2 separate regions of the Homo sapiens genome follow, and region 1 is linked to region 2. A link is a loop called in an ENCODE intact Hi-C map of the cell type or tissue named here. Cell type or tissue: HepG2. All regions are shown on one strand. Links, peaks and the distances in the headings refer to the core of each region. The heading gives the core; the rest is flanking DNA. Region 1 has its middle 88 kb from the start of IL33. Region 2 overlaps LOC107987046 (a long non-coding RNA gene).

Evidence for each region. A loop is a pair of places that touch in the nucleus more often than their neighbours do. Peaks named below come from ENCODE experiments on the same cell type or tissue, not always from the same donor. Only the 100,000 strongest peaks of a DNase experiment are listed, where the experiment ranks them.
Region 1: a loop joins it to region 2, with 5 times the contacts of the local background. A loop is called at or near these places in 2 of 110 quality-filtered maps.

The regions. Positions count from the first base shown.
Region 1 is chr9:6,123,234-6,131,612 of GRCh38, reverse strand. No RefSeq gene overlaps it. Among named protein-coding and RNA genes, the nearest start is that of IL33, 88 kb to the left of the region's middle. In HepG2, for the core only: a CTCF peak has its summit at 5,030; no DNase peak of the experiment used is centred there.
Region 2 is chr9:6,301,404-6,309,782 of GRCh38, reverse strand. All of the region lies in intron 1 of LOC107987046 (a long non-coding RNA gene), which reads left to right. Among named protein-coding and RNA genes, the nearest start is that of TPD52L3, 23 kb to the left of the region's middle. In HepG2, for the core only: a CTCF peak has its summit at 3,638 (motif pointing right); a DNase peak (open chromatin) is centred at 3,652.

The DNA.
Region 1 (8,379 bases), core at 3,686-6,185, 180 kb after region 2:
TAAAAGGAGAGGAGAATCCAGATTTGCCGAAATCTTGTTTCTGCCACTCTGATGAAATAAAATCTTCAAATAAGAATGAGGTTGGATAAGAGAAAAATAAAACATTTTATTTCTTACATATCCACCTTTATGTATTAGGATGACTCCTATTTCGAGGTATGTTCTTTCAAAACCTAGTTTACGGAGAGTTTTTAGTATGAATGGATGCTGAATTTTATTGAAAGCCTTTTCTGCATTGATGGAGATAATCCTGGAGGTTTTCGTCTTTAGTTCTGTTTATGTGATGAATCACATTTATTGATTTAGATATGTTGAACCAACCTTACATCCCTGGGATAAAGCCTACTTGATTATGGTGGATAAGCTTTTTGATATGCTGCTGGATTCAGTGTGTTAGTATTTTGTTGAGGATTTTTGCATGGATCTTCATCAAGGATATTGGCCTGAAGTTTTCTTTTTTTGTTGTATCTCTGCCAGATTTTGGTATCAGGATGATGCTGACCTCATAGAATGAGTTATGGAGGAGCCCCCCTCCACCTCAAATTTTGAATGGTTTCATTAGGAATGATAAAAATTCTTTTTTGTACATCTGGTAGAATTCAGCTGTGAACCTGTCTGGTCCTGGTCCTGGGCTTTTTTTGTTGTTGTTGTTAGTAGGCTGTTTATTACTGCTTTAATTTCAGAACTCTTTATTGGTCTGTTCATGGATTCAGTTTCTTCCTGGTTCAGTGTTGGGAGGGGGTATGTGTCCAGGAATTTATCCATTTCTTCTAGATTTTCTAGTTTATGTGCATAGAGTTAGTCATAATATTCTCTGATGGCTGTTTGTATTTCTGTGGGGTCAGTGGTATATCCCCCTTGTTGTTTCTGATTGTGTTTATTTGAATCTTCTCTTTTCTTCTTTACTAGTCTAGCTAATGGTCTATCTATTTTATTAATTTTTTCAAAAAACCAGCTTCTGGACTTGTTTGTCTTTTGAATGGTTTTTTTGTTTCTCTAGCTCCCTCAGTTCAGCTCTGATTTGGGTTATTTCTTGTCTTCTGCTAGCATTGTGATTTGTTCGCTTTTGGTTTTCTAGTTCTTTTAGTTGTGATGTTAGGTTGTTAAACTTAAGATTTTTCTAATTGTAGTAAATGTGTTCAAATACACATAACATGAAGATAACTATTATAGTCTTCTTAAGCTTATAGTTTGGTGATATTAAGTATATTCACATTGTTGTGCAACCACCACCTCTATCTAGCCCCAAAACACCACCCCAAAAGGAAACTTCATACTCATTAAACAGTTATTTTTCATTCCCCTATCCCCTGACAACCACCAATCTGCCTTCTGTCTCTATAGATTTTACCTATTCTGGATATTTCATATAAATGGAATCATACAACATGTGACCCTTTGTATCTGGTTTCTTTCATTTACTATGATGTTTTCAAAGTTCAGCCATGTTGTAGCAAGTATTACTACTTCATTTCTTTACATGACCAAATAATATTTATAGTTACATGTATATCACAATTTGTTTATCCTTTCATCCTTTGATGAACATTTGGGTTGCTTTTACCTTTTGGCTACTGTGAATAGTGCTGCTTTGAACATGTATGTGCATTGATTTGTTTAAGTACATTTATTTAGGAGAATTGCTAGAGAATGCGGTGATTCTATGTTTAAGTTTTTGAGGCACTGCCAAACCATGTTTGTTTGTTTGTTTGTTTGTTTGTTTGTTTCGATGGAGTCTCACTCTGTCACCCAGGCTGGAGTGCAGTGGCGCGATCTCTGCTCACTGCCACCTCCGCCTCCCAGGTTCAAGTGATTCTCCTGCCTCAGCCTCCCGAGTAGCTGAGATTTAAGGCACGTACCACCATGCCCAGCTAATTTTTGTATTTTTAGTAGAGGTGGGGTTTTGCCATGTTGGCCAGGCTGATCTCGAACTCCTGATTACAGGTGTGAGCCACTGCACCCAGCCTGCCAAACTTTTTTCACAGCAGGAATAGGTTTTGATGGAATCCAAAGCCATATCATATTGTCCTTCTTAACATTTTATGAGTCTAGGCACCTTCTCTACCAATTTCCCTCTAGCCAACAGTTCCCAGAATTCCTCCATTCTCCTCTGGTCCCCAGAGCCTGAGCTACAGCTCATGGCTGTTATTTCCCAGCAGGCAGCTGGGGCTTCCCTTTGCTTTCTGGAAGAACCCTTGGAACATGATGCCTCTGTCCACCCTGCTCTCTTGGAACTGATTCTTGACTCTGCTCCCTATATATCACTGCAAACCTAAATCTGCCAAAATTGTCTTCAGACTTAACTTAGTTTTAGAAGTGTTTTATTGTTAAAAATAACACATACACAGAAAAAGGCATAAAACAAATGTGCCACTTAATGAATCATTAGAGGGCAAACATTCTTTTAACCAGCACCCATGAAAGGAGATAGAACCTTACCAGCCATCCCAGAAGTTCTCTATGAGGCCCCTCCCAAATACAGGCCCCTGCACCTCACTAAGAGTAATCACGGTCCTAACCTTTTGGGGAATTGCTTCCTTATTTTTATTTATAGCTTTATCACCCAAATGTGCATCTCTGTCCTCTATACTTTCAACACATCAGTAGTTGGATCTAAAGGATAATCAGAATGAAGTTTGATTTTTTAGAATGAAGAGTGCTTCAAAGTTGATGTTGGGCTGTTCGCCAAGAGGCACATACTGTCTGGTTTGCATTATCAGCAGCCCTGGAGCTCAATGTTTATATCCTTAATTCATTAGATATTGCAAAATGGTATTCCAATTCTATCATTTCTTCTTTATTTACTTTTTTGCATATTATATCAAAAGACACGTCTTCTCATCTGGTATTTAGCTATCCAATAGTACAGTTTGTATTGTAAACTCAGGATAAATGTTTGAGCCTTGCAGTTTACTTACTACTACTTTTCAAAATAAATAGTTGGTTCCTTAGCATCTTCCACAGGTCAACAATTAGGGTTGTTGTTTTTTTTTCCATCATTATATGATCTTAGCCAAAAGGCCAAGAAGTGATGGCATCATTATGAACTCAAAGTTATAAACATATTTAATATGTTTCAATCCACAACAATTATTACCGTTATTGATGCTCAGTTTGTAAGTTTTAGTTTTGACCTGTTGACCAAGTGAAGCTTGCGTAGTTACTGGGTTATATTGTAGGAGTCACCTAACTAAGTCTGAAGTGAGAAGCTTTTAAACCAGATTTTGTGCTTTAAGAATCTGTTGACAAAGCATAGGCTTCTAGCTTGGCAAAAGCATCCTGGACCACTGAAGCTCTTTCTAAGGCGGGAGTAGCTAGGGAGGGTGATTCCCTGATCCAATAGGTCTCCGCTGCCAGCTCTGCCTCCCTGCAGCCTGTGTGGTGTATTAGCTGAGCAGCACCTGCAACCCAATCCAGAAGTGAAAGCAAGATCATGTGAGCAGGAATGTGTGGGTCTTGTGTCTTGGGAGGCCTTTTCCTCTCTGCTTTTCCACCCTTCCACAGACCCTTGCATCCTCAAAGGAGATGTCTCAGCTTACCAAACCCCCTTCTCCTGATTAAAGGAAAAATAAGGAGAGAAATATTTCGATTCATAAAGATGGAAACCAAAGCGAGGTCTCCCTGAGACCTTGAACTGTGACACAGCTATTCAAAATAAGGTATCTGGTAGTTAAAAATATAAGGTAAAATTTTATGTACTGACTTAGAAATACAGGTATGTCAAAAATCTTAGTGAACTTTTAAGATTTATCTCAGAGTTATAAATGCTAAAAACTTAAAAGTTTACTTATATTTCTTTTATACTTAGCTTTGTAAACTTTGAATGTGTGACTTTTAAATTTTTTGTTTCAGTAGTGGTTGCTAATTTCAACCAGAGGGACTGAAACAGGAATTATAATTATTATTTTTTAATTTGCAAAACTATATAAGTTGGCATGAAGTTAAAATGATCAAATTTTCACATGATGGTTTGGAGGATTATCTCTGGGACATAAGATTATGAGGACATTTTTACTTGGCTGGACTTTTAAAATATTTTAAAAATCAACGCATATTTTATTTTTGATAAAAACAGTTTTATATTTTGAAATAAAAAGATTTAAAAGGAGAAATAATCAAATTTTGGATATAAAATGGTGAATTATATGTAATTTACCTACTTAAAAGTGTCTGAGTATTTGGAATTTCCAGTAGGAATAATAAATTGTCTTAACATTTTCAGTCAAGAGTGCTATGTGCTATTGGATGTGATTAGAAGTCAAGGGAGGGATATTATAAAACCAGAGAAAGTATAGTAATCATAGCCTTTAGGAGTTTACAACCTAATTTAAAAAAATAATATAGTGGAAAAGCCATGGGTTTTAGAAATATGGGGGCCTAGGTTTAAATCACTGTTTACCCGCTTACTAGGTCTTTGACCTTAGGCAAGTCTGTCTTTCAAGTCTTTGTTTCCTCAACTATACAATAGAGCTTATATCTTCTTTATAGAACTATTAGAATTAAGTAAAACAGTACAAATAAAGCTTCAAGCATAGTGCCTAATAAATTCTCAAAGCTTTCATATATCTGAAGATGTTTATTTCATCTTTAAAAAAACTTTTTTACAGAACATGAAATCTACCATCATTAAATGCATTTACAGTGTTGTGCAATTATCATCACTACCCATTTCCAGAGCTTTCAGTCATCACAAAGAACTTTTTCATTATCCCATTAAATAATAACTCCCCATTTTCCCCTTCTCCCAGCCCCTGAAACCTCTGTTATACCCTCTGTCTCTGCAAATTTAACTATTCCAGGTACCTCATTGATATGGTTTGGAGATTTGTCCCACCCAAATCTCATATGGAAATGTGATCCCCGATGTTGGAGATGGGATCTGGTGCGAGATGTTTGGGTCATGGGGGTAGTAGATCTTTCAGGAATGGCTTGGTGCCCTCCACATGTTAATGAGTGAGTTCTTGTTCTATTTGTTCACATGAGAGATGGTTGTTTCAAGAGCCTGGCACCTCCTCCCATGCTCTTTTGCTCCCTCTGTTGCTGTCTGATGCACTGGTTCCCCCTTCACCTTCTGCCATGATTGTAAGCTGTCTGAGGCCCTCACTAGAAGCTGAGAAGATGCCAGTGCCATGCTTCCTTTACAGCCTGCAGAACAGTGAGCCAACCAAACCTCTTTTCTTTATAAATTACCCAGTCTCCGGTATTCTTTTATAGAAATGCACATGGACTAACACACTCATATAAGTGGAATCATAAAATATTTGTCCTTTTGTGTTTGGCTTATTTCACTTAGCATAATGTTTTCAAGTTTCATTCATCTTATAGTATACATCCAGAAAGTCATTCCTATTTAAGGCTGAATGACATTCCATTGTATATCTACACCATATTTTGTTTATCCATTCATCTGTTGATGAACATTTGGGTTGTTTCTACCTTTCGGCTATTGTGAATAATGTGCTATTAACATGGGTGTGAAAGTATCTGAGTCCCTATGTTCAATATTTCACATGTGTATCTAGAAGTAAAATTGCTGGATCATGTGGTATTTCTATGTTGAACTTTTTTTTTTTGAGACCGAGTCTTGCTCTGTCACCAGGCTGGAGTGCAGTGGCACGATCTCGGTTCACTGCAACCTCTGCCTCCCAGGTTCAAGCGATTCCCCTGCCTCAGCCTCCTGAGTAGCTGGAACTACAGGCATGCTCCACCACGCCTGGCTGATTTTTTTGTATTTTAGTAGAGACGGGGTTTCACCATGTTGGCCAGGATGGTCTCAAACTCTTGACCTTGTGATCTGCCTGCCTTGGCCTCCCAAAGTGTTGGATTTACAGGTGTGAGCCACTGCGCCCAGCCTCTATGTTGAACTTTTTGAGGAACTGACATTGCTGTTTTCCACAGTGACTGCACCACTTTACATTCCCACTAGCAATACACCAGGATTCCCATTTCTCCACATCCTTGCCAACACTTGATTTTTCATTTCTCTGGTAATAGCCATCCTAACCAGTATGAAGTGGTTTGGATTTGCTAATCATACCCCTAATGATTAGTGATGTTGAGCATCTTTCCATATACTCATTGGCCATTTGTGTATTTTCTTTGGAGAAATGTTTATTCGAGTCATTACCCATTTTTTAATTCAGTTGTTTGTTTTTGTTAAACCTTATTTTTATATTTTGGGTATTAATCTCTTAGATATGATTTGGAAATACTTTATTTTCTTTGGGTTGTCTTTTCACTCTATTGCTGGTATCCTTTGTCACATTCCATGAATGAATAAATGAATGAATGACAACAAGATAAAGCCCAGATAGAAACTCAGATATGACTAACAAAGTCAGTACTCTCAAATACTAGCATCTGCTGCCCTAGAGCATGTAGCATGGTGTGTTTGGACCACCTGTCACCATGAACTGTTTCCTGTTCCATCCACCATCCTAGTCCTCTTGGGCTTTCCACCACGTGTGGTGTGGAAGAGTTATAGATATAAGGACATATGATCCCCTCAGGCTCTTCTTGAACCAGAATCCCCAGGTCAGTTTAGATTGGAGATGCCTCTCCTGGTTATCCAAGCTGGCTGTACAAATGTTGTAATTTGCTATGTGTGCTATTCAGTGAAGTTTGGCAAGCACTGCTTTAAGCAATCAGGCAGACAATTTAGCTTCTCTGGCTTCTTACTGTTAAGGAAGCCAAGAAGGGTAAATAAAAGGGGCGTTAAAAACAAAAAAGATGTTTTTAAAGTCTTAGAGAAATCGATATTCTTAGGCTTGAATGGATTGAATATTTAGTTACATCCATAACGGCAACAACAAAAAAGGATCCTGTGCCATTAACACAAGGACCATGTGTAGGTTAAAACAGTAACATTTCCTGTAAATCTAAAACTTTAAAAATAAAGTCTTTTAAAAAGCAACAACCACAATTACAACTACTAATAAGAAGCCTCAAGTTTTTGACCTCACGAGTACTACAGCTAAATTTGTTAGCTGATGAATATATGTTAAAGTTGACAAAGAGAAAAATTGTGAATGTGCATTAACATAATATACTAGTAAGAATCCAGAAAGTTCAGCCCTTAAGATCCATATCTATAGCATTCTTCTTCAGCTATTTTTTGACAAAGAATCTTGGGCCTTAGGAGGCACATCCCAGGTATACTTCTAATAGAAGGAAATCATGAATCGTTCCAGGTAGCTTAGCACTTACTAAATCAGAAGTTCCCAAATAAATGATTCTCCTATACATGGTAAGCTATCCTGAACCTGACCAATATTTATCCAGTTCTTAGAAATAAGAAAACTCATAGACTTTCTGTAAAGCATGACATATGCTGGGGTTGGACTCATTGGTAAATCAGTGACAAAATAAATCCTCATGTACAGGGAAAAATGAAAGTGACTGTGAGTAGGGGCAGCCTGAATGCAAAATGCCTTTGCATATCAAGGTAGGATGGGCAAACTACCATAGTGGGCAAGAGTAGGGCAGGTCTCACAGTGAGGATGAAGTTGCCCAAGGCTGGCTCCACAATAGCAGATCTGGAGGAAAAACATGACCATAGACTGGCGCAGAAGCTGTGCCCAAAGTCAGATTACAGACCCTTGACTGTATCTTCTCCTGCCTCATTTCTCATCATGCTCAGTCCAGCCACGCTCCAAGGAGGAGCGCTTCTTTGGTATAGCCCCACATCTATCATCCCTCCCAGCTGGTCTTAGAACATGCACTTTCTTGGACATGAACTAGCACACAGATGTGTGGTTTTCACATTCTCTTTTGCAGAACCCTTGAGTACTGAGGCAGAGGCACAGGTCTGGAGAGGGCTGAGCAGTGTCCGTGAAAGTGGCTCAACTTTCATATGTTCATATACAGACATTTTATGTATGATTTTATTTTGAGAACAGGTTTCTGCCCATGAGAAAAGTTTGAATGACATCTAGCTAAATTAAGCCTGTCAGATGCATGGAGAGTATTATTTCTGTGCTGCAGAGAGTAACCTGAGCTGTCAGATGTAATTATAGAAGAGATGGGACATCTGGCTCCAAGTTCCTGCTACTTCTGAATTAGTAACTGAGGTAGTTACCAGCAGGAGCTGAAGTTGAAAGGATGCAAGGTGTAGCCAGGAGGTGGGGAGAGTCAGGGCCTCGAGGCGAAGTGGGACATGAGAGGTCATGGCCAGCCTAACAGCCACATGAGCCAGTCTTGTTTAGTCCACTTTCTACCCACCCACTCCCACCACCTCTCCGGATCATTTGAAGCAAATCCCAGACATTGTCTCAAATTATCTGTCAATAATTTATTATGTTTCCATAAAAGATAAGGACTCTCTTTTTTGAAAGAGAAAAACTCCATTATCACACCTTAAAAATTACACTAATTCTTTAT
Region 2 (8,379 bases), core at 2,507-5,006:
GAATAACAATTTTAAATTATCATTAATATTCTTAGAGACATGAGGGAAGATATAATAATGAAAAAAGAGAACACTATAAAAGAATATTTACAGAATAAAAAGGAGGTCTTGGAAACTAAACATGTGATCACAAAAGCAATAAACTCAATGGAAGGATTAGGCAATAAAGTTGAAGACATCTCTGATGATAGAGCAAAAAGTAAAGGAAATGAAATATAAGAGTGAAAAGAAAAAAAATTAAGGCATTCTAGGAGGTCTAACACTTGAGGTTCCAAAAACAACTGGGAAAATAGAGCTGAGAAAACTGTCAGTGTAATAATTCAAGAAAATTCCCTGGAACTAAAAGAATCCATTTCAACCTAAGTTTGTAAGGTACATCACTGTGAAATTTCAGAACTCAGGAGACAAAGAGAAGATTCTATAAATTCCTAGAGAAAAAGAGAGGTTTTCTTTTTTAAAAAGGTCAAATACAACAGGCTAGGAATCAGAATGGCCTCAGATTTTTCAAAAGCAGTAGTAGAATCTAGGAGGCAATGGAGCAATGCCTTTAAAATTTAACCTAGAATTTTGTACCCAGCCAAATTATCAATCAAAAGTGAAGGCAGAATAAAGACATCTTAAGACATGCAAAATTTCATAGTTTACCTACCATGTAGACCTTTTCATACTCAGAAAGTTACTGGAGGATATGCTCCACCAAAACAAGGAAGAGGAAGACTTAGGGTACATGAAATGGGTGATACAGATGGGACCAAAGGAATTCCCAGGATTAATGATGTAGACTCTAGGATGAGGGTAATGCACTAAGGCATCGAAGGCAACTAGTTCAGATTGGAGCATTTCAGAAGACTCTGGAAAAGGCTTCTTTAAGAAGATGTAATTGATAGAATACATGATACATATGAATGTGTTAAACAGAGATTTAGGCTGCTCGCAAAGAGGTTAATTCAAATTCAAGCCAGAGAGAGAGCTGAAAGTGGATACAGACCTGCAGACTAGTTTAAGCAGGGCAGGAGATGTCAGCATAGGAGAGATACCCCCCAATAACAGGAAGGAGATTCCTTTGTTCCAAGAGCCAGATGGAATATTTGATCTTACTGGGCATTTATTGATATTGATATTTGGTTTCTCTATTCATCCTCATTTAAGAAAGAAGTTACCTCTAATGTCAAGGATATTACAATTACGGTTTTATCTTTTTTTTTTAGACAGAGTTTCGCTCTTGTTGCCCAGGAAGGAGTGCAATGGCACGATTTTGGCTCACTGCAACCTCCGCCTCCCAGGTTCAAGTGATTCTCCTGCCTCAGCTTCCCAAGTAGCTGGGATTACAGGCATGCGCCACCAGCCAGGCTAATTTTGTATTTTTAGTACAGATGGGGTTTTGCCATGTTGGCCAGGATGGTTTCGAACAGTTTTATTTTCAATTTCCATTAGCACCAAAAACATCAACCCCTTAGGCCTCAAATCTTAAAATTGTGTTATTTCTGTCCAGGCAGTTTCCCCCAAACAGACTTAGTTTCCCTGAAATACTGTGACATCAGTGACAGAAGTTATGTAACAGGTGAACATTCAGGAAACAATAATATCTGCCTTGGTGACTGTAGGTAGCTAATGGAATCTTTGCTGCAATTGCCAAGTTAGAGAAGCATTACTATAGTCTTGTTTTAGCATGCTACCAGATTTAAGTTGGTCTTTTTATGTCTCTGTTTATTTTAGGGTTGACTTGCTTGTTTTCTTATATCAGGGACTTCATAGTGATAACAACCATTTCTGTATCTCCACCTGCAATCACTTCATTTAATTCAGAACCTTCAACAACTATATGGAGATTTGTGGTCTTCTCCCTCCCCCTCTTGACTTCCCCTCCTGTGGTTTGCTCTTAGCTTTCCTACATAGGCAGAAGGGGTGTTAGGGCCCTTACTTTCTTGAAAAGAAAGAGAACAGATTCCAGGTTTTAAAAGACTATTGAGTAGGCGTAGTGGCTCACACCTGTACTCCCAGCACTTTGGAAGGCTGAGGGAGGATTGCTTGAACTTGGGAGGTCAAGATTGCAGTGAGCCAGGATTGCACCACTCCATTCCAGCCTGGACAACAGGCTTTTTCTTTCTTTTTTTTTTTTTTAAGAAAAAGAAAGAAATCCTGGCTGCAGCTGCTTTGCATTTACTGATTGACTATTTCATGCCCACTATTTATAGAGCAGTGCTTCTTAAAGTTTAAAGTACATACAACTCACCTGTGAGAATTTTGTTGAAATGCAGATGATTCCAATTCTGGGGTAGAATTTGAGAGTCTATTTCTAACAATCTCCCAGGCAATGCTGCTGCTGCTGGTATATGGACTACACTTTGAGTAGCAAGGATAAAGACCACAAATACTCAAAAGTATTAAGAAATTTGGGAGAAAAAGTATTTGGGCTTTGTTTATAAGTATCAAGCATGATTATGTGGAAAGGAACAATGGCTACCTGCTGTCTGTTCAGTATAGCTTAATGTGTTAAAAATCATATTTTATTTCAGATAATATATTAGCTGCTGTAGATCTTAGACCTGGAAATTACTGGCACTTCAGCTGGCGTAATTCTCCCTTAGATACTAGAGATCTGTTCTTCTGAGCTAGCAACGTGCAAGTATATTCTTTTAGAAGTAAAGAGTAGAGAAAGGACAGAGATAGCAGAGAGGATGTTAAGATGGAGATGGATCAACAATATTACCTGCCAAGAGCTCAAACTCAAATTTCACAAGGTTTTGGGTACATAAGAATCAGCTAGGGTACTTGAAAACAGTGCAGATCACTAGGCTGTGTGCTTAGAGATCCTAATTTGATAGGTCTGGTAGTGGGAGAGGGGAGGCAAGGATATGTATTTTAAAGAAGCACCCCAAGTGAATCTGAGGCAGTTGGTCCCTGGACCATGATTTGAGAAACATTGCATTAGAAAGACTGGTGGTAGTCTCTGTAGGAAAAGAAAAAACATATAATCACAGCCAGGAAAATATTTCCATCTATTTTGATTGGAGTCTTTTTGAGTTATAGGAGAGAAATAAAAGATATCACCCCTGGTCAGTGAGCAGACAGTTCTAGGTTATGTGTAACTATAAATTAGGCAGCTATAAACTCTGTATCAGCACTCTGAGGCAGAACTGATGTCCACAATTCATAGGAACATGGAGTTTTAGAGCTGATAGGAACCATAGAGGCTTTCCAACTCTTTTAGCTGTGACCCATAGTAAGGGATGTACTCTGATTTTTTTGTTCTGTTTAAATTAAAAAAAAATCTGGTCATGATCTATTATATTGATTTTAGCTAGTATGTTATAATTTACTACTTCAGAAACACCAGTCTAGTGCAGTCACTTCATTTAACAAATAAGAAACAAGCTTCGAGAGGTAAAATGACGTGTCCAAAAGTCACACAGCTGTGAATAGTAGATCTCAGAGCTAGAAGTCACATCTGAGGCTTTTAGTCCAATAGCCTGTCCACCATGGTCTACCATATATCTAAGTGTTTGTTTTGTTGATCTTAGCCTGTTTTTTCTCAGGACAAAGTGGTTTATTTGTATCTACTAGATTGCCTATCTAGCTGAAACATTTTGAAGAGTACAAATGTCTTTTCACTAAATGAACCACTAGATGGTAGTGTAAACTCTTCTGATGGTGGACTGTTCAATTGAGCCAAGGTGAATTCTGGTTTGTGTATTGCACATTTATCTTATAATGCTGTAGACTGCTATTCTCTATGTATAAGTTGAGCTTTATGCCCATCTTGAAGAAACTGTTTTACATTATTTTACAAGCAGGATACATTTTGTTATTTGGTATATCTTTTTTTCATTTGTGTGAAAGAGAGATTTAGAAAAACAAACTTAAGTCTTAGTGCAGTGGCTCACACCTGTAATCCCAGCACTTTAAGAGGCCGAGGCAGGAGGATCACTTGAGTCCAGGAGCTCAAGACCAACTTGGGCAAGAATAGGGAGATCCCTGTCTCTACAAAAAATTAAAAACAAACAGGCTGGGTGCAGTGGCTCACACTTGTAATCCCAGCACTTTGGGAGGCCAAGACAGGTGGGTCACCTGAGGTCAGGAGTTTGAGACTAGCCTGGCCAACATGATGAAACCCTGTCTCTACTAAAAATACAAAAATGAGCTGGGCATGGTGGCAAGTGCCTGTAATCCTAGCTACTTGGGAGGCTGAGGCAGGAGAATCTCTTTAACCCAGGAGGCGGAGGTTGCAGTGAGCCAAGATTGCACCACTGCACTCCAGCCTGGGTGACAGAGCAAGACTCTGTCTCAAAATAAAAAATAACTAAATAAATAAAAATAAAAACAAACAAACACATATGTTCCCAATATCCCCCAAAGAGCCCTCTTGTTTTGTGTTCAACAAATTTTTCTTTTCCAGATTCTGATTTTATACGACTTTAAATAATTAGTTTCTATTATTTCTATTATTCCAGGTTGAAAACTAAATTTCTTTTAGTATAGAAAATCTATGTGGGCCCTTTCAGATTTGAAATAAGCAAACAAAAACTCCAAACAACTTTATATTTATCATCTCCTAAGAAACACTCTACTTTATAAGATTTGTTTTCTTTAGTTATAGCAAGGTTGGCAGCATAAACTATGCATGTACTAGGAGCTTTTGAGGGAGGCGAATATGAACACAATGCTACTTGCAGGGGCTTCAGCGTCAGTCAGGTAGGCTGAAGAGTTGAACCCTTCTTCACAGCTTAAACCTGAAGAAAAAGAAGGAGTCAGATGGGTTGTCCTTGACACATACTCCTTTTATCCCTTTTTCCCTCCTCCTACTCAAGTTCTCCTTTTGTACAAGAAAGAAAAGTGGATTCAAGGACATAGGAAAGAGGAAAGGATAAAACATGTGATAGTTTGGCCAGGCGCAGTGGCTCATGCCTGTAATCCCAGCACTTTGGGAAGCCAAGGCAGGTGGATCCCTTGAGCTCAGGAGTTCAAGACCAGCCTCGGCAACATAGTGAAACCCTGTCTCTACAAAAAATACAAAAATTAGCCAGGCATGGTGGTGCATGTCTGTAGTCCCAGCTACTAGGGAGACTGAGGAGGGAGGATTGCTTGAGCCTGGGAGGTCAAGGCTGCAGTGAGTCATGAGTGTGCTACTGCTCTCCAGGCTAGGAACAGAGCAAGACTTTGTCTAAAAAAAAAAAAAAAAAAGATGGTTAAATTTATGTGTCAATTTGGCTGGGCCACAAAGCCCAGATATTTGGTCAAATATTATTCTAGATGTTTCTGTGAGGGTGTTTTTCAATAAGATTAACATTTAAATTGGTGGAGTTTGAGTTAAGCAAATTGCCCTCCATAATGGGGGTGGGCCTCATCCAATCAGTTGAAGGCTCTAATAGAACAAAGACTGATTGAGCAAGAAGGAACTCTGCCAGCAGACTGCCTTTGGTCTCTAATTGCAATTCTTACCTAAGTCTCCAGCCTGCTAGTCTATCTCATCCAATTTTGGACTCACTAAGCCTCCATAATCACATGAGCCAATTTCTTAAAATAACCCTCCCTTTCTCTCTATCACATCTTGTTGGTTCTGTTTCTCTGGAGACCCCTGACTAGTACACAAAGTAAAAGGTTAGGTAAGCTAGGGGACTTCAAAATGATTAACCTACCTTACAAATGAAAAATGGAATGAAAACAAATGGAAAAATAATTAGTACACTACTATTCTTCCCTCTGTCCCTCTCCCACAACTTCCACTTCTCTGAAGCCTTGACAAATGCAGGGACTAATTCTGTTTTCTGCACCGTTGTATCCATGTTGTTCACTATAATTTTTGCCATATCCTAGGCTCTTGTAAGTATTTTTTTGGCTGGATAAATGAATTGTTAGGAGTCTTAATTGTAGAACTGGGGGAAGGACTCATGCTAGTGTCACAGGAGCATGAAATTCAATGCAATTCTGATCAAAGTCTCAATTGTGTATTTAAGCCCTAAGAGCTAATTTTAAAATTCATATGTAAATGCAAAATATCAAGAATGGACAAGCCATTTTTGAAGAAATACAGGTTGGGAGGCTTGCTATACTGGAATCCTGGGTATTAGGATTTATAAAGCTACGTGTTCAAAGATAGACAAATAGATTAATGGAATAGAATAGAGAGTAAGAAATAGATCTTTGCATATATGGAAACTTAAAGCAAATCAGTGGAGAAAGAGTAGATGTTTGAATAAATGATGCCAAGGAAGTTGACTATCCATCCATGTGATAAAAATGAATTCTAGGTGCATTGATTTATTTTTTTAATTAAAAAACATTTTTTGAGACTGAGTCTTGTTCTGTTGCCCAGGCTAGAGTGAAGTGGCGCACTCTCAGCTCACTGTAACCTCTGCCTCCTGGGTTCAAGCGATTCTCCTGCCTCAGCCTCCCGAGTAGCTGGAATTACAGGCACCTGCCACCACGCCTGGCTAACTTTTGTATTTTTAGTAGAGATGGGGTTTCACCATGTTGGCCAGGCTGGTCTCAAACTCCTGACCTCAAGTGATCCACCTGCCTCAGCCTCCTGAAGTGATGGTATTACAGACGTGAGCCACTGCACCCCTTGTAGGTACATTAAGATTTAAATGTGAAAGACAAAATTATGAAATTGTTAGCAATGATATAGAAAAATGTCTTAATGACTTGAAGTAGGAGAGAATTTCTTAAATAAGAGAAAAAAGGACAAACCATAAAGGAAAAGATTCATAAATTCAACTCTATTAAGAATTTTTATTTACCAAAATACAGCAAAGAGAATGAAAACACAGGCACAAACTGGGAAAAGACATTTACAGTTGATGTAACTGACAAAAGGTCAGTACCCAGGATATACACATAACTTTTATATATCTTTTTCTAAGAGTCAATAGAAAATGGGCAAAACCTTGAATAGGCATTTCATAGTAGAGGAAAGCAGAATAGCCAATTAACCTATTAAAATATTCTACCTCATTAGTAATTAAGGAAATGCAAATTAAAACCATAACATAATACCATGTTACCCCACCCATGAGACTGGCAAAAATTAAATCTAACAATAAATAGTGTTGGTGAGAAGATGAAGCAAGAGGAACACATATACTTTGAGTGAGCATATAAACTGGTATAACCACTTTGAAAAAAATGTGGCATAAAAATGCTTATACCAACCATGATTCAGCAGTCCCACCCCCTAGAGAAACACTTGCACATTTGCACTGAGAGACATGTGAAGGAAGTGCAGGAATGTTCATAGCAGTGCAGTTTGTAATAGCAAGAAATGGAAACCAACTCAAATGTTTATTGACAGGTATAAGCCTCCCTGTTCATGAACAAGGAGGAAGGATGTTATGACTATCCCAACTGTTATATAGTTCATGAACAGTGTCTGCCATTTCATCTAACAGGAAAATTCAAAATAAATTGTTTCTTAAACTCAAGAAATGTTAACATGGTTTATTATGTTCCTTCTTTTTCCTTCCACTTTAAAAATAATTCACAAGCATTTAGGGATAAAGAGTACAGCGTCAACAACTGGCTATAAAAGAGGAATAATTTGCTGAATTGAATCTCTGCATTTTGGCAAGTCTAGAGTGGGAGTATACATGAAAAGATTTTTAAAGGCAATTTCAAGACTGACTTTGAGATCAGTTTGTCAGTCTCTAACTTGCATACGTACTCCATCTTCCTTTTGAAGCTGACTTACACCCTGGTAAAATGAGAACACAAAGGCCACGTGGAGGGTGTGGTCAGTTGTTTCTGCAATGGTAGCAGGCTAATGCCTGAGAGGACTACCTTTCTCTCATAGCTGAGCCTACTTCAGTAATTAATGAATAGAGCAGCAGTTGTAGGAATTGTTCATTTACCATCCATCAAATTATAACAGCTTTTCTAGTGAAGGCAGCAGTGTCAGGGTGAATATTTTCTCCATGTAGCTCACATATTTAAGAGTGCCCTTAAGAAAACCTAATTTTATCCACATCGTTAAAAGAATTGAATCTTACTCGTCTTTATTTATGCTCCAGATAGAAGCTATATTTCTATGTTTTTTAAAAGAAAGAAAGAAAACTCTAGGGGGAAACAGGGAGACGGGGAAGGGGAGGAGAGTCATGTTTCATATTCTAAAGAAAGAAAATATTGGAGACATTTTAGGTTGTTGTATTATGCAAAACAATAAACCCCAAGCAAACAGTCAAATACTGGAGGGGTCAGACACACTTGGCTTCTAAACCATTGTGCTTTGGGATGCCGAGCAGCAGATTCTTTTTTTCTTTTTTTAATTTTATTATTATTATACTTTAAGTTCTAGGGTACATGTGCACAGCGTGCAGGTTTGTTACATATGTATACATGTGCCATGTTGGTGTGCTGCACCCATCAACTCATCATTTAGCATTA